Regions from separate parts of the Homo sapiens genome. Here all the other regions are linked to region 5. A link is an interaction called in ENCODE POLR2A ChIA-PET data of the cell type or tissue named here. Cell type or tissue: CD4-positive, alpha-beta T cell. All regions are shown on one strand.

The links. Peaks named below come from ENCODE experiments on the same cell type or tissue, not always from the same donor. Only the 100,000 strongest peaks of a DNase experiment are listed, where the experiment ranks them.
Region 1: POLR2A ChIA-PET joins it to region 5 with 14 read pairs; 16 of 35 experiments call an interaction of 5 or more read pairs at or near these places.
Region 2: POLR2A ChIA-PET joins it to region 5 with 18 read pairs; 15 of 35 experiments call an interaction of 5 or more read pairs at or near these places.
Region 3: POLR2A ChIA-PET joins it to region 5 with 27 read pairs; 21 of 35 experiments call an interaction of 5 or more read pairs at or near these places.
Region 4: POLR2A ChIA-PET joins it to region 5 with 15 read pairs; 18 of 35 experiments call an interaction of 5 or more read pairs at or near these places.
Region 6: POLR2A ChIA-PET joins it to region 5 with 24 read pairs; 23 of 35 experiments call an interaction of 5 or more read pairs at or near these places.
Region 7: POLR2A ChIA-PET joins it to region 5 with 14 read pairs; 18 of 35 experiments call an interaction of 5 or more read pairs at or near these places.

The regions. Positions count from the first base shown.
Region 1 is chr11:3,958,598-3,962,597 of GRCh38, reverse strand. All of the region lies in intron 1 of STIM1 (stromal interaction molecule 1), which reads right to left. Among named protein-coding and RNA genes, the nearest start is that of PPIAP40, 67 kb to the right of the region's middle. RefSeq lists a silencer at 3,325-3,619. In CD4-positive, alpha-beta T cell, a CTCF peak has its summit at 3,332; no DNase peak of the experiment used is centred here.
Region 2 is chr11:3,949,267-3,953,266 of GRCh38, reverse strand. All of the region lies in intron 1 of STIM1 (stromal interaction molecule 1), which reads right to left. Among named protein-coding and RNA genes, the nearest start is that of PPIAP40, 58 kb to the right of the region's middle. In CD4-positive, alpha-beta T cell, no CTCF peak of the experiment used is centred here; DNase peaks (open chromatin) are centred at 1,746 and 3,966; H3K27ac peaks cover 3,881 bases.
Region 3 is chr11:3,903,155-3,907,154 of GRCh38, reverse strand. The region is part of intron 1 of STIM1 (stromal interaction molecule 1); the gene reads right to left. Among named protein-coding and RNA genes, the nearest start is that of PPIAP40, 12 kb to the right of the region's middle. RefSeq lists a silencer at 3,282-3,576 and an enhancer at 3,282-3,576. In CD4-positive, alpha-beta T cell, no CTCF peak of the experiment used is centred here; a DNase peak (open chromatin) is centred at 1,924; H3K27ac peaks cover 1,700 bases.
Region 4 is chr11:3,983,034-3,987,033 of GRCh38, reverse strand. The region is part of intron 2 of STIM1 (stromal interaction molecule 1); the gene reads right to left. Among named protein-coding and RNA genes, the nearest start is that of PPIAP40, 91 kb to the right of the region's middle. In CD4-positive, alpha-beta T cell, a CTCF peak has its summit at 1,904; a DNase peak (open chromatin) is centred at 1,933.
Region 5 is chr11:3,853,255-3,857,254 of GRCh38, reverse strand. It overlaps STIM1 (stromal interaction molecule 1), which reads right to left and starts at 1,591. Exons shown (of 13, transcript NM_001382567.1): 1 at 846-1,591. The coding sequence starts at 984. It overlaps STIM1-AS1 (STIM1 antisense RNA 1), which reads left to right and starts at 1,677. Exons shown (of 2, transcript NR_183662.1): 1 at 1,677-1,898; 2 at 2,597-2,932. MIR4687 (microRNA 4687) reads right to left here and starts at 1,193; the gene lies at 1,114-1,193. RefSeq lists enhancers at 676-725, 736-815, 966-1,175, 1,391-2,336, 2,546-2,615 and silencers at 1,396-1,555, 1,616-1,675, 2,156-2,205. In CD4-positive, alpha-beta T cell, CTCF peaks have their summits at 2,010 and 2,214 (motif pointing left); DNase peaks (open chromatin) are centred at 1,384, 1,704, 2,194, 2,664 and 1 weaker place; H3K4me3 peaks cover 3,164 bases; H3K27ac peaks cover 3,504 bases.
Region 6 is chr11:4,056,123-4,060,122 of GRCh38, reverse strand. STIM1 (stromal interaction molecule 1) reads right to left here. Exons shown (of 13, transcript NM_001382567.1): 5 at 727-842. Among named protein-coding and RNA genes, the nearest start is that of RRM1, 37 kb to the left of the region's middle. In CD4-positive, alpha-beta T cell, no CTCF peak of the experiment used is centred here; a DNase peak (open chromatin) is centred at 1,902; H3K27ac peaks cover 262 bases.
Region 7 is chr11:3,783,717-3,787,716 of GRCh38, reverse strand. The region is part of intron 1 of NUP98 (nucleoporin 98 and 96 precursor); the gene reads left to right. Among named protein-coding and RNA genes, the nearest start is that of NUP98, 12 kb to the left of the region's middle. In CD4-positive, alpha-beta T cell, no CTCF peak of the experiment used is centred here; a DNase peak (open chromatin) is centred at 2,346; H3K4me3 peaks cover 541 bases; H3K27ac peaks cover 2,421 bases.

The DNA of each region.
Region 1 (4,000 bases), 110 kb before region 5:
TCATTATATAAAGAGATAGCCACCACTCATGTCTGTTGCGGCACTATTTACAATAGCAAGACATAGAATCAACTTTAGTGTCCATCAATGGATGACTGCATAAAGAAAATATTATTTTTATACACACACACACACACACACACACACACACAATACTACTCAGCCATAAAAGAAGAATGAAATCATGTCTTTTGCAGCAACGTGGATGGAACTGGAGGCCGCTATCTGAAGTGAAACAACTGAGAAACAGAAAATCAAACATCACATATTGCCACCTACAAGTAGAAGCCAAACAATGTGTATAGGGGGACATGGAGAGTCCCTGGAGGCAGTGGAGACTTCGAAAAGTTGCCAGGAGTGGGGGAGGACGGTAAGGGACAAGAAACTACCTTTTGGGTACAATGTACCCTATTTGGGTGATGGATACACTAGGTACACTAAAAGCCCAGGCTTCACCAATACACAATATACCCATGTAACAAAACTGCATTTGTACCCCCTAAATCTATAAAAATAAAATATAAGACACTTTTCTAAAAGAACTTTTACAGACACCTAGTTTAAGTAACCACAGTTTAGTTAACTAGGTAGTTTCAATTTACTCCTAATTATTACAATTCATGCTAACAGCAAAAATGTAGATGATACATAGAGTTAAAAGTGCATTTCCCCCACTAAATGTTAGGTCATGATACCAGTATGAAGGCTTCCAAAGGACAATTTTCTCCTATGCTTTATCCTAAATTCAACCTTTTTCTATCAGCTCCTTTGCTTAGAAATACAGGTATTTGGCCGGGCGCAGTGGCTCACGCCTGTAATCCCAGCATCTTAGGAGGCCGAGGCAGGCGGATCACAAGGTCAGGAGTTCAAGACCAGCATGACCAACATGGAGAAACCCCATCTCTACTAAAAAATACAAAAATTAGCCAGGTGTGGTGGGGCACACCTGTAATCCCAGCTACTCAGGAGACTGAGGCAGGATAATCGCTTGAACCCGGGAGGTGGAGGTTGCAGTGAGCGGAGATCGTGCCATTGCACTCCAGCCTGGGCAACAGAGCAAGACTCTGTCTCAAAAAAAAAATATATGTATATATATATATACTCATCACATTGTCCTTTGATATCCCATTTTGGAAATTCAATGCTTCTCATTTGGCCTTGCCTTTTAAATCTAGCATTCCTGAACACTCAATATTAATGTCCCCAGTTATAGCTTGTTTCTAAAGCCCATAGAGTTGTTTCAGTCCTTCCTCATCTGGTCTTGTTTTCAGCTTCCTCACATCTTCTGCAACACTGTCAAAATCAGCCTGCAGGGCCAGGTACAGTGGCTCACTACCTATAATCCCAGCACTTTGGGAGGCTGAGGCATTGCTTGAGCCCAGGAGTTCAAAATCTGTCTGGGCAACATAGTGAGACCCCATCTCTATAAAAGCCAAGCATGGTGGTGCATGCCTGTAGTCCCAGCTACTCAGAAGGCTGAAGTAGGAGGATCACTTGAGTGCAGGATGTTGAAGCTGCAATGAGCTGTGATTGCACCACTGCACTACAGCCTGGGCAACAGTGAGACCCTGTCTCCAAAAAAAAAAAATCACCTTTCAGGGACATGGTGATGACAGCCAGGCTGCTACTGCTCTCCAGGCTCTCTTTAATTTATTTTAGAACAATAACAAATCTCTTACATATTAATGTAAATAATATTTTTATGGAAAATAATTGTTTTCTGAAAAAATCTCGAGAAGGGTAGAATTGTACATTTTTGCAAATCTTTTAAATGTCTGGCTTAATAGAAGACAGACATAATCTTATAGCTACATTCAACCTATTGTGATGTGTTGTTTTGGCTAAAGATCAAAACATAGATATGCAGTTGGAAAAGACAGGAATATTTTACTAGTCAGACTATTGTGGATACCTTATACGAGACTATACCCAAACTCAACAAGCGGTAGGTTTCTTAAAGGTTAGTTGCAATGTGAAATCCCAAACTATATGAATAAACTTTTTGTACCCTCTAACATTAAAATCCATTGGTCTATCTTACACTTTGAATGGATCTTTAATACATGCATGACTTTGTAACATGATGCACTTGTCATTTGGAAACTATTGGTTAGGAGTTAGTGCAGAGCTTCCAAATGTTGACACTTTCATTTATACAATATCAAAATAGCCACAATTATTAATATCACCACTGATTTCATCAGAAAAGCTTTTAATCCAGGAAAACTGTCAATTTCACAGTGACAGATACAAGTTTTCTAAAATCCAGTTTTCACTTAAAAGCTGGAATTTTATCATTGGCAACAAATACTACCAGTTGTTTTCCTTAAAGCAGAAGATGCATTTCATTTATTTACAAGAAAATTCTGCCAAATACTGAATAACCATAGTTATCTATCAAGTATTCTTTCAACTAATGATAGTGCTGCCTGAAAAAAAAGAGGTATGTCAACTTACAACTCAATTGCACAAGTGCTTTCCTTGAGATAACCATCAAACTTCTACATGCAGCAGAAATGCTTTATGCATACTTATATTTCATCACACAGAATACTAAAAGGCATGAACTCATGGGATGCAATTCAATAAAATTAATGATTTCTACTTCTTTGTTGAAAACTTTTATTTTTTTTAACTGACAGTGTGTGGAGGTGAGGAATACAGTCATTACTAGTAGTTCAGTGCCACTGGTTTGATTTGTGTTAAGGTGCCAGCAGTTTTACCTACCACTGTTTTTGCAACATCAGTACAAAGGTATACATAGTTTTTTTTAAGGCAAATAATATATTATTATGAAACGGCTTTGATCTTCTGGATGTCCTGAAAAGGCCTTGCTGCCACCCGCCATGGTCTAAAGACTACACTTTGATAGCTATTGGCAGAAAAAAACACAAAGTCCTTTCCCTCCTGCCCAAATCTCCTCACCTTTCTCCAGGCAGAGCTAATCATTCACTGTTCACTGTTCTATGCTCCAAAGCACTTTGTGCATAGCTCTGTTATATTAATTCTCATGTTATGAGTTGTTCACATACCACATCCAAGTGGTAAGAACCAAGCTTGACTCACTCTATCCCCCAGGGCCCATTATAATATTACCACTACCATCTACCCTGTCAAGTATGAAATCAGTATGTGCTGGCTAAATGAATGAATGAATGAAGAATGTGTGAATTAATTAATTAAAAAACCATATCTCCCAAAAAGTCAAGGGAATTCTTGAATACAACCCACCAATTCCCACCACCAATATCCACTGTCCATCTAATGCTTCGACTTTCCCAACCACTTTCTGTTTCTCGTCACTAAACAGTAATTCATCCCTATAGGACGAATTGGAAATTGCCAAGTTTTACCAGCAGGGGCCCCATCAGTAAGAAGAATTTCTCCCACTTCACCTCTTATTTCTCAGCCAGGACTAGCAAATTCTGCAGCTACTCTTGATGGGATTAGAATCCACCCTCATTCTTGGAAAGGGATCAAAAGACTAAGACTTGAGAGTACTAGCCCTGGGAAGATTTTCAAATTTGGTCAAGGACCATGAAGTTCAAGAGATAAAATAGCATGGGGCCTAGAATGGGGATGAGGTGAGGGAGGAGTAAGGGATGGACGCTCTGGCCAGAAATGTAAAGTCTTTTTTTTTTTTTTTTAGACAGAGTTTTGCTCTTGTCGCCCAGGCCCAGGCTGGAGTGCAATAGCTTGATCTCGACTCACTGCAACCTCTGCCTCCCAGGTTCAAGCGATTCTCCTGCCTCAGCCTCCACTGCCACGCCTGGCTAATTTTTGTATTTTTAGTACAGACGGGGTTTCACCATGTTGGCCAGGCTGGTCTCAAACTCCTGACCTGAGGTGATCCACCCGCCTCAGTCTCCCAAAGTGCTGGAATTACAGGTGTGAGCCACTGCGCCTGACTATGGAAATGTGAAGTCTTAAAAAAGGAACAGGTTTGAGACCTGGAGTTATCCAAGAAAGGTCCCCAGTGAAATATAACATCTCAGCTGAG
Region 2 (4,000 bases), 96 kb before region 5:
AGCCAAAAACCTCTTTCTCATTAGAACTTAAATATAAAGTTTAAGAATCACTAGAGAAGAACTGAGTCTCTGGTACACCATGCTGGGAGGAGCAAAAAGGGAAAAAGAATATGCTTCTGCTAAACCTAATCATCTTCTAGAAGAGAAGTCTCTGGCTATCTCTCCTCCAGGGTGCACTCAGCTACTCCTTCTGTGTCCCATTTCTACCTTCCTCCTCCTCTAAGCATTCTTTTCTTCAAATTTTGATCTCACAAGAAGCCTCCTTCCAGAAGAAAATGGCTAATCCCTACAGCTAGTCACCACCAAGCAGGCCTTGACCTCAATAACATGGGCTTCTGATGCAGGAGCTGTCCAACTGTTATGATACCCTTTGCCCACTCCTTGGTTTCCCATAGGGCTTCAGACTCCTGGTAGACAGCCTATTTGCCTGCCCTTTTGTTTCTATGACCTTCCTGACTGAATTGAAAGTGTCTGACTGACTCCCAGATCAGTGTTCACATGCTGGAATACCCATTTCAACACTTATTTAACACTTTCAAGCAGCTTTTGCTGATGACTGAACTAGCTGAACTAGGCAAAGGCACTGGGAAATCAAACAATAACACACATTTCTCTGGCCTCCAGGATCCCCTTTTTCCCCAATCCCTAATTATTGAAATATGTATTGAATTGCAGAGGTAGCAAATATGGGTCTTTGAATTCCAACTTTCCTATACATTGACTACTCCTAAGGATTAATGTTCTTACCTGAAAAAATCAGTCAAGTCTTTTGAAAAATAGTAAAGCTCTATACAAATGTTAGTTGTTCATCCATCAGTTTTCTACTCTCTGCTTAACCTGGAAGACTTTATTTTATTTATTTATTTATTTATGAGACAGGGTCTCACTCTGTCACCCAGGCTGGACTGCAGTGGCAAGATCATGGCTCACTGCAGCTTCCACCTCCCAGGCTCAGCCTCCCAAATAGCTGAGACCACAGGCATGCACCACTGTGCTCGGCTAATTTTTGTATTTTTTGTAGAGATGAGGTTTCACTATGTTGCCCAGTCTGGTCTTGAACCCCTGGGCTCAAGCAATCCACCACTTCGGCCTCCCAAAGTGCTGGGATTACAGGCATGAGCCACTGAGCCTGGCCCTGAAGTCTTACCTTCCCAACAATAGCAAAGAGAGTCTTTGATTCTTCTGGTATTCCCCTGTGTCTAGCCCAGTGCTGGGCAGCACAATATCTGGTCTAGAGACAACTGAAAGGTGCATACTGATTTTGAAGATTTGCTATCCCAGGTTTGGAGTCCCACATACCACAGGTCTTTATATACTAAAGCTTCCAAGAAGAAAGACGGCCCCAGAAGAATTAAACCAACACACACTTGTTCAAAAGCTACCCCAAATTATCTGACTGGCGCCTGACCCAAACGTTCTTGTGCCCTAGCCAGCACTCATCAGGGTCTGAGATAGCCAAAAAAATAATTACAGACACCTCAAATGGCTTTCTGCTGGGAAAAGTTTGCTGAAAGTGTTGGAGTGGGCACCCAAGGACTTACCCAGATAAAGGACAACACCTAGGGGGCATGTCCAACCTATCAGTGGACCCTCTAAGATTATACCCTTCTGGGTTCAATCAGTAAGGCTGGTTCCCAACAATCAGTCCCAATCACAGCGGCTCTAAGTGCACAATGATAAACGCCTTGAAAATATAAACACTGAGGAACCAGGCACACCACTGCATGGGGTAAAAACAATGTGGATTCCAGTTTCCATAGTAACAAGAGGACAGACTGAAACCTCCCAGGCCTCTTGCTGGCTGGTTAAAAGAGAACACATTCCTGGGCTCCAAAAGAGACATGAACTAAGAGAGAGCTTCTCATTATCTTTCTGCCCCATATAACCCTCCACTCAGACAATAAAAGAAAGATAACTGGCCCCTCTTTGTCTTTTCTTGGGAGAAGATAACCAACAGCATCTACTAAACAATGTTGCAGTCAAGATGATCATTCTAGGAACCAGGTTCTGACTCTCTTCCTGCAGCTGAAGAGCAGCCCTTCCTTACAGGATGCCTTTCTCAGCTGGGGTAGCAGAGTGTCCTCCCTGAAAGGAGACTATCCAGAATGAAGTCTACCTGAGCCTCCTGGCAGCCCAGGCTCCATAGCCCTGCTCCCTCCTCTGCACAAGCCTGATCTGATTTCTGAGGGCGATACCTCTATGCCAAAGCAGTTCAGGCTTCTACATCTCTTGCCTGGGTTACAACAGTTTCCTCACTATTCGCCCTGTCTCTGTTCTAGTTTCTTTCAAACTCATCCTCTACCAAGCAGTGAGTACAATTTTTCTAAAATTCAAATCTGGGCCAGGCACAGTGGCTCATGCCTGTAATCCCAATACTTTGAGAGACTGAGGCGGAGGATCACTTGAGCTAGGAGTTCAAGATCAGCCTGGGCAACAAAGCAAGATCCTGTCTCTACAAAATAAAAATTTAAAAATTAGCTGGGTATGGTGTCATGCACTTGTAGTCCCAGCTGCTCAGGAGGCTGAGGCAGGAAGATCCCTTGAGCCCAGCAGTTTGAAGTTGCAGTAAACTATGATCGTACTACTGCACTCCAGCCCAGGTGACAGAGCGAGACCTTCTCTCAAAAAAATAAAATAAAATTCAAATCTGACTAGATAGCCCTCTGAATAAAATCCTTCACAGGCCCACACAAAAACCTGTACATAAATGCTCACAGAAGCTTTATTTGTAATACCCAAAACTGGAAGCAGCCCATATATTCTTCAACAAGTGAATGGTTAAACTCCAGTACTTATGTACAATGGTACATGACTCAGCAATAAAAAGGAATGCCCAGCCAGGCACAGTGGCTCATGCCTATAATCCCAGCACTTTGGGAGGCCGAGGCGGGCAGATCTTGAGGTCAGGAGTTCAAGACCAGCCTGACCAACATGGTGAAACCCCGTCTCTGCTAAAAATACAAAAATTAGCCAGGCGTGGTGGTGCATGTCTGTAATCCCAGCTACTCAGGAGGCTGAGGCAGGAGAATCGCTTGAACCCAGGAGGTGGAGGTTGCAGTGAGCCCAGATCGCACCACTCCACTCCAGCCTGGGCAACAGAGCAAGACTCTGTCTCAAAAAAAAAAAAAAAAATGAATGACCTATTGATACACACAACTTGGATGAGTTTCCAAGGAACTGAACTGAGAAAAGAAAAAAAAGAAAGAAGCCAATTCCAAAAGGTTATATACTCTGTGATTCCATTTATGTAACATTTTTGAAAGGATAAAATTCTAGAAATGGAAGGCAGAGAGAGATTAGGAATGAGGAATGGGGTTGAAAGGAGACGGGAGTGGTTATAAAAGAATAGGAAGGATCTTTGTGGTGTTGGAATAGAACTTTATACACATAGATGAGTACAAGTAAAACTGGGAAATCTGAACAAGATTGGTGGATTTTATCAATGTCAATGTCAATATCCTGGCCATGATATACTACAGCTTGTCCAAAATGTTACCATGGAGGAAACTGCAAAGTTTTCCAGTGATCTCTCCATATTATTTCTTAGGACTCCATGTAAATCTATAATCATCTCAATAAAAATTTTAATTTAAAAAATCCTTCACAGGGTTCCCAAACTCCCTTAACAGTGATGCCTAACTTTTTTCAGTGAGGAATTCCAAAGAGCTCCATGTAATGATAGGTGTGCTTTTACTAACCACTGGTTGAAAAATGACTGAGGAAATAATATGGATTCATGAGACACCCCTCAAGGACCCCTTTCAGGGATTCAAATCCCCAAGACTGGGAATACTTGGCCTTTGCAATGAATATAATTTAGAAAAGCATGCAAGACTTTTTCAAGAGGCTGTCTCTATAGCATTTTCTAGCCTTATCTCCTGCCACTCACCAGCTCACATATACCCTACACTCCCACCATACTAAATTACTTTCAGTTCCATAAATATGCAAGGCTCACTTTGTGGCTTTGTACATGATGTTCCCTCTGCCCGCAATATCC
Region 3 (4,000 bases), 50 kb before region 5:
ATTCTTAAGGTATTGGAGATAATTGCCAACTTCTAAACTTCAGTGCCCAACCTCTAACCCTGTCCCCACCCCTCAAGAAAAATTTGATTTTCTGATCTTGTATCCTTCTTTACTGTTGTCCTTCTTTTCAAATTTGCAATTAAAACATCAGATAAGTGAAGGCACGCTGGTGTTAAGTAGTAAAGGTACCAATTTTAGAGTTGGATTTAGGTTTGAATCTTCTCTCTCTCAGCCATTTACTAGTTCTGTGACCTTTTACCCTCAATTTTCTTATCTATACGATGGTACTAATAGTACCTATCTTAAAAGATTGTTATCTTATCGATGGTAAGACATCTACTTATTGCTTTATTCAACAAAAACTTACTGAGCATCCATTACATGCCTAGCACTGTGCTCAGCATTAGGGTTACAGCAGTGAACAGGCACTGGTACTATCCTCATGGAGCTTATAGCCTAAGGGACCATAGTATTTCTAAAGCACCTAGACAAAATTTAAATTTTTTTAAATCACCTAAATAAAATAAATATGTAAAGAACCTCACACAATGCCTAGCAAATAGTAGGTGCTAAGTGACAGTATATATTATTTTATAATTAAAACATCATAAGCCCTCACAGAACAATACGCTTTAGAATTGGCAAATCTTTGGAAATCAAAAGGTCCAATTTTCTCATTTAATAGAAGAGCAGATTAACTAGCTCCATAATAAACTTATTCAGGACACCTATTCAGTCAGGGCATATGCTAGCTGCTCAGGATACAAGGATGAGTAAAACACAGTCCCTACCTTACATCAAGTAAATATGCAAAGGGAGAATGACTCGCCTGAGGTAACCTAGTTCATCTCTTAGACTGGAAATCATGTCTTCTAATTCTCAGTGTTTTGCTCTTTCCACTGAATCAAAATTATTCAACTCAAATAAAAATACTTAGGAAGAAGCCTACCACTGTGCCAAAGAGAGTGCATCCTACAGCTCAGCAATTCCTCACGAGTAGTTTGTCAAAAAGGATAAGCCCCTCTGGGCCTGGAAGCTGATTCTTTTTTTCCTCTGTAACAGTCCATAGCACACAGCAGCTAGGGCCTCAGGGGCCCTGGTAAGAAGTTACAGAAAGATGCAGAAAAATAGAGTAAAAGCCTGAAACCACCAGAGCCACTGGTAAGTAAAGAAAAGGTAGAGCAAGGCCAGACCAAGACCCTCCTCCCTCATCCCAGATATTAAGTCATGTTCCCTCCAGGCTAGCACTAGCCCCAGAACTCTACCTTTGTCCCTCTAGGCCACCCACCCTGCCCCCTGCAAGGGCCCTCTTTAGAGTTTCAACATTAAGCTCCATTTAATGGAAAAAAAATAGCACTGGGAAGCAGAAAGAATACATCATGCAGTTCCAGAAACCTGGCTGAAACTGGCTCCACCACTAACTAGCTGAATGTTTCTTAACTCATCTGTTTCTGCATTTGGAAAATAGGGACAATACTCACTTCTGGGAACTGTGGTGAGCATCAGAGATGTGTCTAATGTATCTAGAAAAATGCCTGGCATGCAGCGGTTACTCAATAAATGGTGCAATGATTACTTATGAATGACAAGGTCTCCCTTGTCTGCCCCATGCTCTAGTGACCGCAGGCTTCAGCAGAGCAGCACAGTTTAAGACTCCCACAATAGTATGAAGTATTCAGGGAGATGTGGCACCTTCACTGGCTACATTTCTCAATCTCTTCTCCCCACAACCTATACCAGCTCAGGTCTCCACTCCACCCCTCCACCTTTAAAAAAAAAAAAAAATCTTTGAACCTGCCTCCTCTGCTGCCTCTTCAAAATACCACCCTCTTTCCTTCCTTCCCTCGCAACTATATTTCTCAAAAAAGTCTTTTGTTCTACATCTTTGCCTCATACTGACTCCCTAAGCCACAGCAGTCTAGCTTCTGTCCCCACCCCTCCACTGAAACTGCTGTCACCATGGTCACCAATGACTCAGTAGCCTCATTTCAGGCTCACCCTACCTGTTCTCTGCTGCAACAGACACTATTGCTTTCTTTTAGAAACTTTTCTCATTCCTGGCTTCCCAGACAGTACTTTCTCTTGCCTCTCTGATTGCCCCTCCTCAGGCTCCCTCCCTAACTTTTCTGTCCACACATATCAGAGTTCCTCTCTGCTCTATCCTTAACCCCCTTTCTTTCCCCATTTTATAAATTTTACTCAGGTGATCTCATCTACTTCTACAGTCTCTACTATTTCTTAGAGTTCATGATTCTCTCATGTCTATTCCTACCTCTCTCAGGAACTCCAAAACTCATGTCTTCTCCCCCAACTACCAGATATTTTCTCATGGATATCACCCATAACCATCTCAAGAGCAGCATTAACTTCCCCGGCTCTCTCTCTTGTATTCCATGTGTTAACAGCATCACAGTAATGCCCAGTCACCTAACACTGCCTCCTTCATCCTTCCGTCACACAATTTAAATCAACCCCCATGACCACTACCCTTGTTCCAGCCTCATCATCTGCTACTGCAAATCTTCTGGCTGCCTTCCCTGCCTCTAGTTATAATCTATACATTCTAAGCACAGGCATATAAGAGGTCTTCCTAAAAAAAACACTCTGGTCATGTCACACCCATCTTAAATATCGACGGTAAAGCTTAACTCCAATAGGATTTAAGCTCTTTACCATAAAATACAAGGTCATTCGGGATCTGGCCCTTCACACACACCCAGCTTCATCTCGTGCCACTCCCTCCAAGTAGTCCAACACTCCAGTTCAGGGAACAACTCGTCATTCACTGAATATGCCATGCACTTCCACAGTCACACTGCCCAGAATATGCTCCAGGGCACTCTGTCTGGCACAACCCTGGTCATCCTTACAGGGTGGCATCTTTGATATTGCTAAGTATTTAGACCCTCCTTCCTTTCTCTCCCAGTATATTTTCTTTTTTTTTTTTTTTTTTTTTTTGAGACAGAGTCTCACTCTGTCACCCAGGCTGGAGTACAGTGGAGCGATCTCGGCTCACTGCAACCTCTGCCTCCCGGGTTCAAGCAATTCTCCTGCCTCAGCCTCCTGTCTAGCTGAGATTACAGGCACATACCACCACACCCAGCTAATTTTTGTATTTTTAGTAGAGATGGGGTTTCACCATATTGGTCAGGCTGGTCTCGAACTGCTGACCTCGTGATCTACCCGCCTCAGCCTCCCAAAGTGCTGGGATTACAGGCGTGAGCCACCAAGCCCAGCCTTTCCCAGGACATTTTCTATGTACCTCTATTGTAGCACTTGTGACACTGTACAGAGTGCACTTGTTTATGGGTGTCTCAGTAACCTGCAGGTTGTTCATGGACACAGACTATGTCTTTCACATCTCTGCACCCCAACCCACTTGCCCAGCCTCTCAAGATAAGCAACCAGACTATCAGTCCTAACAGGGGATACTCCCCCTATAGCAGGAGAGCAAATTCTAATGACAACAGGAAGTCTCAATAGTTTCAACTTCCCCTCTTGCAAATGCTTCCAGATGGACTGACCCCACAAGAGCTATTTCCTACCTGGTTCCTGGGGCCCCTATGCCTGGTACAGCCTGTTCAATAGAAAGAGGAGAGCTTCCTTAAGGTTAAAATTCTTTGGAAAATGATTTCTAAAATGGGCTGAGCTGACAGGTAGGACTGCCAACTGACAGAGCCATCTCAGGAAGTAATTTGTGAAATAACTCCAAGACCTTTATACATCTTCCAAAGCAACTGGGATGGTTGCTACAACACCCTGTGGCTGGTCTTCTTGCCTTCCATCAAGGCTTGGGAAATTGCCCTGCATCACAATACTTACAAACAAGTTGCTTCACTAGGCAGAAATCTATAATGACTTCTCATTGCTTAAAACTGTAAACCAGAGTGATTAGGAACAAGCACACTGAAAACATATTACCTGGGCCCGAATCCCACCTCTACCACTTATTAGCCATGTGAGTTTGGGCAAATTATTTCAGTTCTCTAGGCCTCAGTTT
Region 4 (4,000 bases), 130 kb before region 5:
TCTAATCTTACCTCTGCCTCCTCAAGACACCAAGTGGCTAGATAAAAGAGGGCATGCCTCTCATCAAGCCAGTGCCAAACTGCTGAGGTGTATGCCTATGTGGATCTATACCTGAGAAGGCCTGATGCATGTTGGGTACTGACAAAAAATTAGAAGAAACTGGATAACACAACAACTATAGAAATTTGCACACAGCTCTATGGTTTACAAAGGATATTTTTCAAGCCTCACATCAGCCATTGAAGGTATATGTTACTGGTGTCCCTATCTCATAGATGAAATAACTATTCTCTAGATACTTCCCTACTTGATGTCTCCCAGAGTTGCCATATTTTTTGCCTCCTGCCTTTACTCGTTAAGTTCCCCTTTCCTGGAATGCTCTTCTTCCTTTCTTCATCTAGTAAACTCCTGCTCATCTTTAAAAACCAAGTTCCAACTTCACCTCCTCTGCAAAACCTGCTCCTGACATACCTTCAGTCAGAATTAGGGCCAGCTCTGTTTACTTCTAGCTTTTCAACTTTAGGATGAAATCCAAGTTCCTCAGTATGGCACACAAATCTGGCTACAGCCTGCCTTTCTAATCTTATTCCCAACCTCTCCCTCCCTGCCCCACTATTACATTTGCTCAAGTTAAAAGAACCACTGACCACAGATTCCCAAGGACATCATACTTGTTACTCCACATGATGTATCATGCTCAGCCCCCTCCCCATGTAAACCCCTATTCATCTCCAAAAATTCATCTCAGGCAATACCTTTTCTGGATAGTGTTTCCTATCATCCTCAGATGGATTAACTCTTTTCTGTACTTCCAGAGCATGCAGGGCTCATCTCTTGTTACAATATCTATGGGGATTGAATATGTATTTTTTTTTGCCTCAGTAATATGTGAGACCTTTCTAGGTAGTAAATTCATCTTATTAGTCTTTAAATGAATATGCAAAGCATATCCAGCATCCAGCACATAGCACACACTAAATATGTTTGAAGAAAAAAGAGAGAAAGAAGGCAAGGAGCACATCAAAAAGTAAGAAAGATTTCAAAGGAGGTATTTATAAGTGAGGAGAAGAACACAAGAATGAATGAAAGGAAATGAAAGGAAACTCACTGAACTTAAGTGAATCAGACAATTCTTCTTAATGCTATGAAGTACAAGTACACTGAATGTGAGGCATATGCAGACACAGACATGCACAGAAGGACTTGAAAAAATACATATATAGTCAAACAAACACAAACACCAGTTAGGTCTGAAGGGAAGCAGGGCCTTGGGAGCCAGCTGCCAATTCCTCCTTAGACAGGAAGAGTCAGAAGTTTTTAATTTCTGAAGCATGGCTTTTCTCTCTCTGCTAGCTTGACCATTCCTGGCTGCTAGGTGATACCTGCATTCTGCCTACCACTCTGTGGGGCCCAGATTCTGCCTAGACTGACAGCATCTTTGGGCTGCTGATTACATTTCTGGCTCTGCTTTTACTTCCAGGTCCTGTGTCCTATACCTCAGGCCAAACCCTTTGTCCCTAACCTGCTCCTTGATCCTCAACCTCATTTATGGGCTTTCTTTCAGCCCCTACTTCCTTGGCTCAGTGTTCCTCTTCTCCCTCCACTTCTTGTCTTACACAGACACATCTAAATGCAGAAAGACACATACCCACACAAGCACAAAATGATGTATACACACATACAAAAAAAACACAAACACAAAGGCACATATAGACATATACACATATATAGACATCTATACAAACAAGTCTTACAAATATATCTCATCCCTGTCATCGACAGGATTACCATCCAGAAAAGACAAAGCAGACTCAATAACAAAGAGGGGGGAAGGAAAACAACAGCCTGCTTAGTGAGAAAGAATTTCCCTATCTGTCAAAGCAAGCCACCGTCGGGTTTTCCTGGAAACATGAGGGGTACCATCTGGGGGAGCTGCTGCCTCATCTTGTATCTGGCTAAGGTACTGGGACAGATTGCAAACTATGCCTACTCTCACTGATACGTAGCTCAGCTTGTCTGGGAACTGGTACCCTTGCCTGCGTGCTGGCTGACAATATGGCTTCTGCTACACCAGTACATATAAGATCACTGCATCCTGATTCCTCTGGAAACTCCCACAGGACCTATGCATACTACCATTACAGCCCTTAAAATGTGCTATTGTCACTGCCTGTTTACATAATTGTGTCTCTCACTAGCCTAGGGCTTGTTCATGGCAAAGAGTATCTTATTGTCATCATTACTTTATAGATGAGGAAAGTGAGTCTCCAAATCACTTGGCCATATATTTAGTACATTGCAAGGTTTGGATTTGAACCCAGGTTGGACTCCAAAGCTCATGCTTAGACTTTTAAAAAGTCAAAGTCCAAATAGTTTATTCTAAAGCTATTCTAATAAACTCACAAAAGTTAGGACTGAATGTATGAGCTGGGCCAAATAACTTGAACTCAATGGAAGTTGCGGCCTATAAACTGATGAGCCACTCCTGGTAGGTGAATTCTACAGCCACCCTATAAGTACTTACAAGGAAGAATGGGAACAGGACATTTCTTTAGCCTAAGGAGCAGGTTTCACTTGAAAAATTATGTCATTCATGGTGTCAGCTATCTCTGTTCTGTCCAAAGGGCCTGAGCAGACTTCAATCCATGCTTTGCCTGAATTAAGAGCAGGGGGTCAGAATGTTCCATGAAGTAGGAGACAAGATGATGACTGCACCAGGATACAGGCAGAGAACTAGAAAGAAAAAAGGCAGAGCAGTGCCTCCAAACTGAAGTCAAAGAAGAATTACTGTAGCAAAAAATATATATACCAGAAACCAATGCTGAAGTAAATTTGCATATAGTAAATTTTTTTAAGAAAGGAGAAAGAGGCTGGACACGGTTGCTCACACCTGTAGTCCCAGTACTTTAGGAGGCCAAGGCGGGCGGATCACTTGAGGTCAGGAGTTCGAGATCAGCCTGACCAACATATGAAACCCCGTCTCTACTCAAAATACAAAAATTAGCCGGGCATGCTGGCATATGCCTGTAATCCCAGCTACTCGCGAGGCTGAGGCAGGAGAATCGCTTGAATCCAGGAGGCGGAGGTTGCAGTGAGCCGAGACTGTGCCACTGTACTCCAGCCTGAGCAACAAGAGGAAACTCCATCTAAAAAAAAAAAAGAAAGGAGAAAGAGGAGGAGGAGGAGCAGAAAGAGAAAAAGCAGCAGCAGCAGTAGCTCCAGGCTGTCAAAGCTGTGTGCAGGGAATGCAAAGAAAAGTTATGTTCAGAATTGGGTCCAGGGACCAAAAGGAGAGCTCTGCTTCTCAGGTGCCGGTATGGCCTCTGGGAGTGATATAGCAGCCATGGGAATCAGAGAGAGGCCCTGAGCACAAGGTTAATCAAGGAAAAATAAAACTAGAGCCACTTGGCTGGCTGTCTTTGACAACTCCTCACATGTAATGTCACATAGTAGGGGTCAAGAAATTGATTCAGGCCCCTGGTATATGGGTAAGAGGGAATTGCCACCAGGGTTGTCCCACAGATTCTTTGACATCTTAACTTCCCCAGAAGCAGTACTAACTACAAAAAAGGAAAAGGAAGGAATAAAAAGAGGGAAAGAGGGAGAAATTCTCCAAAAGAGAATGCTCCAGGACTCTTCAGTCTGACATTCTCAAAAGTCATCTATACCTCCCCAGGAACTGAGGCAACCTCGCTGTCAGTTAGCTAACCACGGATCTGCTTCCAGCAACCATGGTACTTCAGACTTCAAAGCACCACTGCATCTCTATCAAAGTTGGAGGCAGGGGAAATGGAGATAGAGGCAGGGCATGGTGGCTTACACTTGTAATCCCAACACTTTGGGAGGCCAAGGCAGGCCGATTACTGGAAACCAGGAGTTGGAGACCAGCCTGGCCAACACAGAGAAACCCCTTCTCTACTAAAAACACAAAAACATTAGCCAGGCGTGGTGGTGCATGCCTGTAGCCCCAGCTACTCAGGAGGCTGAGGCATGAGAATCA
Region 5 (4,000 bases):
AACATAAAAGTGTTCCTTTCTACTGCAAAAGTATACCAGGGCTCCTGCTGCCTGATAAGCCTTCACAACTGCATAGGAAAAACCATGACAGATCAAAAGTAGCATGGTTTCCCTAGCAAGCAGACTCAGGGAAAAAAAAAAAAAAACAAAAAAAAAAACCTGTAGCATGGAATTCCCACCCTCATCAGTCAGAAGAAACAGAATAAGTCAACAAGTGGTCCCAGGAATTATATCATGTCTATGTCAAGAAAAGGCCATTTAACACCCTAGTTGTAAATAGGATTCCATCTAAGAAACCGCCTGGATATTTCAAATGCGCACAGCAAAGAGACAAGACTACCTAAGGGAAGGGTGGGACTAGGGTTCCCACGGTTGTTGGAATAGGCACACCTGAACACCAGGCTTTCAGGCAACAGAGGTGGCCCAGCCTTAACTTTCCCTTTCCAACATAAGTGGCCCCAACCTCCCCCATGCTGCTCAGTACTAAAACCGAATAGGAGCAATGAACTTATCATCTCACCAGGCCATTCTTCCAGACAAGTAGGCCTAAGATGGGGTCTTTCCTTGCTGATCTAAAAGGTCAAGTTGCCCCAAAGGCTTCTTCTTACTGCCAACAAAAAAAATCCTGAGTGCGGGGGATGAGGAAAGTTGTTCAGGAAAGATACAGGCATTTGCCATGACTACTGACCAGAAAGAACTTCTTGAACTACTTGGAACAGGCAGTGCCATGTGTGAATCCTCCATGAACCTCACATGTACAAACCTAGATTTCAACTTGCCCACTTCGGGCCACTCAGTCCTGAGCCAAAGCCTCCAGCCCAGTCCAGCCCGCAGCAAGGCCTTACCTGCTGCAGTGGACTCCTCAGAGTTGGCCCCCGAGCTGGTTCCTGTCGCCTTCTCACTGTGACTATGGCTGAGGCTCTGGCCCTGGTGCAGGAGGAGTCCCCAGAGGAGCCACAGGGCAAGACGGACGCATACATCCATGACTCTAGGTCTCAGTCAACATGCGTCTGATGTGGACACCTCGGGATCCCAGAGGCAAAGCCAGGAGCCCGGGAGTGCAGCCGACGGTCTCCAGGCAAGATGCCCTCGCGGCTCCGCAGCTGTCCAGCCACCCGCGAGCCTGCCCCCTCCAACAGCCAAAGGTCAAGTGCTCCAAGTTTGGGTGCGGGAGGAGGGCTGGCTCCTCAGGTCCAACAGTGGGTCCGCCGGGGCTGCGGCGGCCTGAGCTCGTGCCGCTTCCGGAGACTTCGGGCAGGGTGGCTGCGGGGCTGCTGTCAGCTCCGCAGATTACTACACCCCTGCGGAAGGGGGCGGCCGGAGTCTCCGCGGGCACAGAAGTGGAGGAGGAAGAGAAGAGAAGAGAAGAGAGGCGAGAAGGGGGCACCTGACCTCGCCCTGCCGAAGAGCGGCGAGCAGCAGAAGCTGGGGAGGGCGTGCGACCCGCAGGGTCCTGAGGGCGCGGGCGTCTCCGGGATCCTGGGCCTCCTAGGCCGAGGTCAGCGCCCCCGCCCAGTCCCGTGCCCAGGCGGCTGGCGGTGCCCAGGTCCAGCAGGCGGACGCACACCGGCCAGGCCCAGGACAGCGGCTTCCAGGCGGGCGGGCGGCGCGGGGCGGGCCCGGGGCGGGCGGGGGCGTGCGTCTCCGCGCCCGCCCCGCGCCGCCCGGTCCCCAGCGAAGCCCGGGCCAGCCCCAGCGCCCAGCTGGATCCCGGAATAACCGGTGAAGACGGCTCCCCGGAATCCCCGCCCCTAGCGGGCTCTCCCGGACCCCCGGCCCGCGCTAGTCTTTGCCAGGATCCCGCGCAAAGGATCAAGTCCCAGCTTCCCTTTCCCCACCGAGAGTCTCCAGCGCCAACCGCGGGCCGTCGGGCGGGTCCCTGACCCGCAGTTACTCAGGTAACTCAGGCCTGCGGCGGCGGCGACAGCAGCTGCCCTGCCCCGATCTCCGGGCCTTGGTGCTGCTCCACTCGCCTCAGTTCTAGAGCTGTCTAAACAGAGGCCCAGGACACGACGTTAGCCTCCCAGGAGCTGCCTGAGGCGACAACAGCCTGACCCGGCTCGGCCCGGGGGCGAGCTCCCAGCCCCCAACTCCCGGCCAGTTCCCAGGCTCCGCCCTCGCGCCTCGCCTGACAACCAATCGGCTTCCGCCTCTCTGCGGCTTGGGAACCCGCGCGCTTCGTCGCCCATGCGCAGCGGCCCCTGGTGGGAAAATCAGCAAACTGCAGACAGGACTCGGCGCTCCTGGGAGGGCCTGCTCTTTTGCAGAGGGTTGCCGAGTGAAGCTAAGACCCGCCCCGGGGGAGGCCCACGAGGGCCACTGGGGCCTGCGAGTGTTTTCTGAGGAAATGATGATGCCAGAAAGCAAAATGAAATGTCCAAACCACTCTAGCTAAAATTCCCCTACACATTCCTTGAGTCTGGGCTAAAGGGTGCCATCTGCTTTCCCGACCCCGCCTCCCTTCCCCTCCAAGCTAAGTGGGATGCCCTCCCTTAGCTCTCACAGCCCTTTTTCCTACCTGCCCTCAAGCTCTCAGCCCTTTAAGGTTTTTCGGTGGGGCCTGTAAATGCTTCCTCCCTGCATCTCATTCTCCCAGCTACCTCTCTGGTGGAGGAGGTGTCAGCGACTTGAGAATGAGTGCGCCAAAGAAGACAGAGCCACGCCTGAGCCTCCTTCAACAAAGCCTGCACTTCCTGTTCTCTTCTCAAGCGTGCTGTCAGCAGATCTTGACTGAAACCTCTGTGCCCTACCCTGTCCTTGGCACCAGACGCAGGGGAAAGGATCAGGCCCAGTCCCTCCTCTGACTGACAGTGCTAAACCAGCTACCTGTTCTGAGCAAGGCCCCTGAAGACTGGGAACACGAATTTGCCCAACAGCTGCCTGGCTTAAGGGTTAGGCCGTTGATATAAAAATACATGGCTAATGTAACCTACTACCACTCTCCCGGCTCTGTTAAGCTCCTGTCACACTAGCCTTCGTTAAGTTCCTAACCACGTCAAACTCAGCCACCTCACAGCCTTTGTATCTGCTGTTGCTTCTGCATGAAACACTCTCGCCTGCTCCCAGTTCCTCATGTAGCTGGTCTCTTACTCTTCCAGATACAGCTCAATGTGTCTCCTTAGAAACTTTTACTCTGCCCACCCCTTCAAAATCAGTCTGTGGCCAAAATTGGACCATTACATCTGTCTGCCCCTCCCCCAACAGATAGTGATTGCCACTTTTCAGGTCAGAGACTGTGCCTTATTCATCTCTGTGACACTAGGACCCAGCCATAGACCCTGCACATAGTAAGTTCTCTGTAAAAGCTGGATTACATGAGTTAATTCACTTGAACACTCAGATACTAAAAACTAATACCGGAATATTGGAAAATTGACCAGAACAGTTGAAACCCTACCTAGGTTCTCCTAGACCTATTCTCTGAGCCAGGGGTCTTAAATTCAAATGGCAAAATGGGCAGGTAGGTAATTCAATTAAGAAAAGTAGGTAGGAGTAATACGGAGTGGTGGGGACTGTGGAGAGCAGGCAGAAAGATGGGCCTAGTATTGCTGGAGTGTCATTAAGAGAAGATGGGGCTGGGTGCAGTGACTCATATCTCTAATCCCAGCACTCTGGGAGGCCAAAGTGGGAGGATTACTTGAGCCCATGAGTTCAAGACCAGCCTGGGAAACACAGTGGGACCCCCATCTCTACAAAAAAAATTTTTTTAATTAGCCATGAGTGGTATCTGGCTTCTGTGGTCCCAGCTACTCAGCAGGCTGAGGGGGGATGATCGCTTAAATCCAGGAGCTCAAGGCTGCAGTGAGCCATGATCACACCATTGCACTCCAGCCTGGGCAACAGAGCAAGACCCTGTCTCAATTAAAAAAAAAAAAAAAGAGAGAGAGAGAAGATGGAAATCTGGACTTTCATATGACATATCCTTTTTAAAAAAATATTAGCAATTCGTTTAAAAGGATAAAACCTTATATAGGCCACAGAAAACATGTCTGCAGCCCAG
Region 6 (4,000 bases), 200 kb before region 5:
GCTGAAGAGACCACCCTTTCTTAGGCCTGAGTGTGTCTACTGCTTCAGTGAAAACCCACTTAGTCCTCCTTGGTCATTCAATAATACAAAGATGTTCATTAATCAGTTCATGCACTCTACATGTCTACAATAACCCACTGTCATTATATATATATAAACCTGCTGATATGCTATTGAAATGAAATATAGAAGTAGGTAACAGGTAAAAAGCTTTCAGCCCATAGGGGGTTACTTCTATCCCTGAGCATACTTTTCATATTTTAGCTTTTGTACTCTTGCTCAGGTTGTTTACTCTGCCTAGAATGTCCTATTCTGCCACCTCCATAGAATAAAGCTCTATCCACCCTTAAAGGCAGAGGTAACATGTCACCTTGTCTATAGGATACCTTCACTAGCCCTCATCTGGGCCTCAGAAGTACTGTGTACCTCTACAGAACACTCATGTTGTCCCTTCAGGGCAGAACATGATTCATTCCAGGTCTTCCTACAGGGTCCAGCACAGCATTGGCACAATGCAGATATTTCCTTAAAGTATTTAATGAATGCATGTTGCTACGTGTCTGGACTAAAATGTAAGACTCTTTCATACCTTAATACCAGTGGAAATAGTATAGGTGCTATCTTGCAGGTGTGCCTAGGAGACCCAGAGCCTTAGCCTTAGCCTATCCACTACAACAGCTTTGGTTTCCATGGCACAGCAGTAGCCCTTCTCAACACAAGACTCACAGAGAGGAGGCCCAAAGAGCACTGTATCCAGAGCCTTCAGCTGCAGCTTCTGCCGATGACTCCGGTCTGTCATCTTCAGCACAGTCCCTGTCATGGTGGTGTTGGTGACAGCCAGCCTGTTGAGGCAAAGAGTAGCAGATCAGTTCCCTCCCAGTAAAGCCAGGAAGGATCCTGGTAGGATTACCCGCCTCCCCCAGGAACACTTCTAGCTCTTGGTGATTGCTCCCCTCTGCACTCTAGAACACAGAGTCTATACCAGTTGGGTCTCAACAGGGTATATGGAGAGACACATAACATTTACCAAGAATTTGTTCAGCCCTCTCCCCATATCCACCAACTTCTAAGCACCCTATCCTCTAAGGATTACCTGTCTGTGACCATTCCCACACCCAACTAAATTTTCTGTTGTGCTTCTCCTTCCAGGGTTTATCCTCTACATATTTTCCCCACCTCCTACCATTTATAAATGCATTTCCTGTGCAGCCCAGGTCAAACTGTCATGTCATATGACCCAGTGATTCTGGGATTTATGAATTATCCTAATCTAAACTCACTGTCATTATATATAAACCTGCTAATGTGCTATTGAAATGAAATATAGAAAAGGAAAAAAAATTTTAATTAACCACTGATGACAAAAATGGAATTAGTCCTGTTAGCTTGTATTTGAGTCACTGCAATACAAGTTACCTCCAATAAAATTACTGTAATTTTTTATGACCTCCACCCATACTGTCAGTGATAACTTTAATAAGAGAAAGCCTGTGAACAAGAAAATGACCTAGGAAAAATGGAACTTTGTTTCTCTTCTGCTGGAACACAGTGGATATAAGAGGAGGGGGGTAAAAGATATGAAAGGTTGAAAACCACTGGTCTAGGTCCCACAAGTAAGCACTTAATTCTATACTACTCTATAAGATTGGTGCTCTTTTCTGATGCATAGCTTTATTTCTCCAGCTAGAAAAGAAGCTTCTGACATCACAGTGTGATTTATACTCCTGTCTGAGCATACAGGAACAGCTACTTCCTTCTCTGGCCTTGGAAAGCAATCAAGCCCACCAGTAAGAGACGCAGTGAGGCACTGTGATGGGGTGTGGGAGTGGTTAGGAGATCTGGCTTCTCATTTCAGCTCTACTAGTGACTCATTTGTCTGATCATAAGTTGCTTTGTTCCTCCCCGAGGACCTCAGTTTCCTACTGTGCAAACTTATGTAAAATCAGATGCTTCCTACAAGCCTGGGAGTTCTTGGGGTTCCTCTTTGAAACACTTGTGCTGCAGTTCGTCTGACTAATGAGAATAAACATTGTCGTCTTTTCTACAGTCTATTTCTCAAAGAAACCTATGAACTGGAATGCTATCTACTTGTAAGCAATGAAAGAAATGAGAAAGGAGCTAACACTGACTAAGCAACTACTGTGTGTCTGCTACTGTTCTGATACTTTACATACAATACCTCATTCAGTCCTCACAACAACCTTAAGAACTCAGTTCCATTATTAGTGTCACTTTCTTTTTTTTTTTTTTTTTGAGACGGAGTCTCGCTCTGTCGCTTAGGCTGGAGTGCAGTGGCGCGATCTCAGCTCACTGCAAGCTCCACCTCCCGGGTTCACGCCATTCTCCTGCCTCAGCCTCCCGAGTAGCTGGGACTACAGGCACCTGCCACCACGCCTGGCTAATTTTTTGTATTTTTAGTAGAGACGGGGTTTCACCATGTTAGCCAGGATAGTCTCGATCACCTGACCTCGTGATCCACCCACCTTGGCCTCCCAAAGTGCTGGGATTACAGGTGTGAGCCACTGCACCCGGCCTAGTGCGACTTTCTAGATAAGAAAATGGAGACTTAGAGTTGAGTAACTTGCCCAAAGTCACACACAAGTAAGTGGCAAAGCCAGAGAATGAACTCAAATCTGCTAGATTATTCTCATTATACCATGTGAGCTAGTGATGGGCCTAGAACCACCCTCACTTCACCCCAAGCACTGAAGGCCCCATGCTTCCTGCTGTCACTAAGGTGCCACAGCTTGACATCCCCTACACCTGTGCCCAGCCTGGCTGGACCTGGTCTTGGCTGTAATTCTAGCCACAAAAAAGCTAAGTGAACCAGTGACCTGAGAACTGACTTCTTATCCTATGCTTTGCAGTTTTAATCCAAGCCAAAGATATCCTTCCCATGAGGAAAATGGTCCAGGGATCCACAAGGCAATATTGCTATTTCTATGGGTAGCAAGAAAGAAACCTAAATCCTGGATCTTAGTGGTCAGTCATCTACTTTTCCATTAAACATGGAGTTCCTCAAGTCAGGGGTCAGGTCTAATACATCTCTTTGTCCTCTGGGCCCACCAGAGAGTATGGCACATGGTAGGTGCTTAGTGAAGTTTTGTAAAATAGAACTAAACTGAATATTGAAAGGAAGCCTATCTTTAACCACATGGCACAAGAGGAAGATGCAGTGAAAAAAAGCAGGGCATTTAGAACAAGACAGACCTGGGTTCAAATCCCAGCTCTGCCACTTACCAGCTTGGATAAATTATAAAATATTTGAGATTCAGTTTGTTCACCCAAAGGTTGGGATACTCTTCCTCCCAGAGTTGTGAGAATCAACTGAAATAATATGTAGGAAAGCACTCTATAAAGGGAGGTACAAACATTAAGATTATTACTCTCTCCAGAGCAGAGAGAAGCTGTGAAGAAGAGGCTGCAGGCAGCAGAGGAGGGAACAGCCAGCTCAGCTAGGCCTGGACAGCAGTGCTCAGTAGCTCTGTGGCTGGAGACTGCAAAGTGTGGGCATTCCAACAGCTTCACCTTCCCCTTTCCCCTTTGCTGAAGCTCAAAACCAGATGCACCTACATAATAAGATGACAGATTATACATAATCAGCACTTACCAGATAGTAAGCCCTTTGAGGGCAAGGACAGCTTGTTGTCATCTTTATCCCTAGCACCCAGCACAAGTGCTTGGCACAGAGCAGGTACCCAGTAAATATTTGTTGGATGAATAAGTAAATGGATTAATGACTGAATGGCATATGGCACTAGTTTGACATGACAAGAAGTCCAAGCAGTACTCCATCCCCTTCCCACTCCCAGCCCAAGCCCTAGCATATTCAGCGTGTAAAGTAGGCAAAGAGTTATGAAACAACAGCTGTTGGAGCCATCCCAGAGATGAGGCTGGGGCCAATGGCAATCAGCCTCTCCTCTGTACCATTTTTATTATAAATAAGCTGTATATGGATAACCCAGGGGAGGCTAAAAGAGCCCTGAGGCTCCCGGGTGAT
Region 7 (4,000 bases), 70 kb after region 5:
CGGCCTTTAAAGTGTTTTTATACTAATAAAGAGTTTAAGGGTGTGCGGCAGTCTTGTGAAAGCAGGTGAGGCTTGAGCAACAATTTTTAGGAAGAAAAGGAGATACGATTTTTAGAGAGGGTATGATGTTCTTTTTTTTTGTTTGAGACAGCGTCTTGCTCTGTTACCCAGGCTGGAATGATCTTGGCTCACTGCAACCTCTGCCTTCCGGGTTCGAGCGACTCTCCTGCCTCAGTCTCTCGAGTAGCTGGGATTACAGGCATGCGCCACCGCTTCTGGCTAATGTTTGTATTTTTATTAGAGACGGGGGTTTCACCCTATTGGCCAGTCTGGTCTCGAACTCCTGACCTTAGTTGATCTGCCCACCTTGGCCTTCCAAAGTGCCGGGATTACAGACCTTGAGCCACCGTGCCCGGCCTTAGAGAGGATATGATGTTCTAACCAAGGGAATGGCTTGATCAAAGATCTATCCTAGGGAGGATACTGTAAAACAGAAGGTTCCAGATAGTTTTGTTGGGATATGTTATTAGGTTACACTAGGCTAATGAATCTCTTCTTCCTGGAATTCCACCCAGCCTCGTTTCCCAGCCCTCTTTTCTTATCTAGGGCAAAAATTTTCATTCAGTTTAACTGTGTGTGATAATCCCTGGCTCTTCTAGTATTTTTGTGAAGGTTAGATGAGAGGATGTATGAAAAAATGCTTTGTAAAGTAGGAAGTACTATACAGTCCATTCATCTAACAAATATTTATTGTTTTTGCTGTTTGCTGGCTTTGATACAAAGGAGTTTAATGAAGTGGAAAGGAAAAAACTACTTCCCATTTACGTCTGGAGTTAGCAGCAAATTGGAAATGTCTTGGGAAGCTTGCATAGTCTTTCAGATAGTCTTAAAGTTGACAGTTGCCTGGAGTTGTAAACGTTTTGACCACATTTCAGGATATCCACTACTTTTCTGGGTAGAAAACTAAGTTTTGTCATTGTACCCAGAGTTCACAGAGATCACAAAAGTTAAGATATGTAAAACAGTATATCAGTGTATAGAACTTCAGTTTGGACAGTGTCAGAATATATGTCTGTCCATTGATTGGACTACTGGGTGTATTATAAGGCTACTTCTTGTATCTGAGAATCTGAATTATTAATTAGGAGATTTTTGAGCATAGAGGACAGAGTAAAATTAAGGATAAAGTTAAAGGTTTCTTTTCTATATAACACTATTTCATTTTTCTTTTTAAATATATCAAAAAGAAAAACCTGCAGTGGGTATAAATAAGTCCATTCATAAAGAAAAAAAGGAGAAAGGTTAATCTTTGTTGTAAATTTCATCTTTGCCATGGGTATACCTTATAAATTATCCTTACTCCATAAAAGAGATTATTTCTGATGACTAGAACTCCCATATTTGCCAGAGAAGTGTCTTTCCCTGATAGTGCTGGATCTGTAGTACCAATTGTTGGTTTTGTAGGTTCCCCATTTATAGTGAATGCAAGGTCATTTTCCTTTAATTGGCAATGTTCTTTCTCTAGGAGCTCTAGGCTCTAGACTCTAGAAGCATTGGCCGCTGGGGTCAACGATAGCTTTGTCTTGGGCAAATAGATTCTTGTGCCTTAATTTCTTCCTTGTAAAATAGAGATAAAAATACCTACATCGTTGGATTCTTGGGAGGTTTACATGAGATAATTCATAAGCAGCATTAGAACAGTGCCTGGGACATAGTAAAAACTCAAATGTTATCTTGTATTCTTGGTGGGGGTTTCAGCTTGGGCCAGTTTAACATATTTGAAAGGATAAAGGCTCAAGTGTGATATGCCTTTAAACTTTAATGGGTTTATTTCTGTCTCTAGGATTACTTTTTTTTTTTAATGGATTTTACTACATTTTTGGAGTAAAATCCAAATGGAATGGAAAATAGTTAATGCAAATATCTGTATTATCTAGATCTTTTGTTATTTGTTTGTTGAGACAGAGTCTCACTGTGTTGCCCAGACTGGAGTGCAGTGGCACGATCTCAACTAACTGCAACGTCTGCTTCCTGAGTTCAAGTGATTCTCCTGCCTTAGCCACCCGAGTAGCTGGAATCACAGGTGTGCACCACCGCTATCAGCTGATTTGTGTTTTTTTAGTAGAGGCGGGGTTTTGCCATGTTGGCCAAGCTGGTCTCAAACTCTTGGCCTCAAGTGATCTGCCCACCTTGGCCTCCCAAAGTGCTGGGATTACAGGCATGAGCCACCGCATCCAGCCTTGTTATTGTTAATAGAGGAAGTAAAGTGTTACATGTTCTTTCTCTGATTATGTCAGTAGTCACAAACTGAAAACCCACAGGAACCAGACAGTTGATGTAAATGAGTGATGGTGGGTATTGTGGCACTTTGGAGAGTGCATGCTCTCACAGAAGAGAGATAGATAGAGGGAATTGCTACTAAGCTTCAGCCTGTCATTGCCGTGAAGTGATTACAGTCATGGTTTGGTTAATTATCAGGTTCTTCATGAGAAGCCAAAAATCCGTTGGTTTTTTGGTTGTTTTTTTTTGTTTGTTTTTGCCATAACTGTATTTTTTTTTTTTATTCATTTATATTTTTTGAGACAGAGTCTCGCTGTGTTGCCCAGGCTGGAGTGCAGTGGCACGATCTCAGCTCACTGCAGGCTCCACCTCTGGGGTTCAAGCAATTCTCCTGTCTCAGCCTCCTGAGTAGCTGGGACGGCAGGCGCCTGCCACCACACCTGGCTAATTTTTGTATTTTTAGTAGAGACGGGGGTTTCACCATGTTGGCCAGGCTGGTCTCGAACTCCTGGTCTCAGGTGATCTGCCCGCCTCTGCCTCCCAAAGTGTTGGAATTACAGGTGTGAGCCACCGCGCCCGGCCAAGGGTGTGCTTTAGAGTAACTTGAACTTTTTCTGAATGCAAATGTCTGTACCCCAGCCCTAGACATTTTTGTTCAATATTTCTAGAATGGAGCCTGGGGGTTTGTATTTTTGTTTGTTTGCTTGCTTGCTGGAGTGCAGTGGCACCATTGTACCTTGCTGCAGGCCTGAACTCCTGGGCTAAAGTGATTCTCTAGCTTCAACCTCACTAGTAGCTGGAGCTTCGTACAGGTGTGCACCATGTTTTTTGTTTTTTTTTGTTTTTTTTTTGTTTTTAATAGAGACAGAGTCTTGCTGTGTTGTCCAAGCTTGTCTGGCTTTAAGCAGATCATCCTGCCTCAGCTTCCCAAAGCATTGGGATCTACAGATGTGAGCCAGTGTAACCAGCCAGAGTTTGTATTTTGAAAAGCTTGCCACCTAATTCTGATGTGGCCCTCTAGAACCACTGGTTTTAGTGAGCTTTGTTTAATCAAAGGAGTTACTCAGTTTTTGGATATTGAGATAAAGAACTTAAGTATTTGATTTTTTTTCCTAGGAAATTTCAGGAGAGAGAATATTTCTGTAAAGCATTTATTTAAGGGACAGCCTTATCTTTTTCAGTGTTGCACAAAATGTTTGGTTATTAGAATGACTGGAAGTGTTAGTGGGATACTAGAATTTGGGGAAGACCTCAAAATGCAATATTTAATTCTATTATATGAACACGGCCTGAGTTTCCTAGAAGAAAAGACTACTCTTTACATACATTGTGTGGCTATAATAGAAAAATCATCATCTCTGTCACAGAATCCAGATGAGCATGATTGACTGTTTTCAGAGTTTTTATGCTGAAAGTAGTTTACTTATTAATTTATTGTCTGCTAGCAGAAAAGAGGTAGCAGGCATCTAAATTTAAGGAAAATTTGTGGAGGGGGAAAGCTCTGAGTAAACTATGAAGCTATTTTTTATTTTTATTTTATTTATTTTTTTTTAATTGATCATTCTTGGGTGTTTCACTATGAAGCTATTCTTATTCAGACAGGGGGAACCAAACTTTTCTGTGTAGGCGTTCTTGGAACAGTTTGGTTCAGTTCCTTAAATGACCGGGTGCATAGTTTGGATACAGGAGTAAAATAATTTATGTGAGGTGAGCGTTTTTG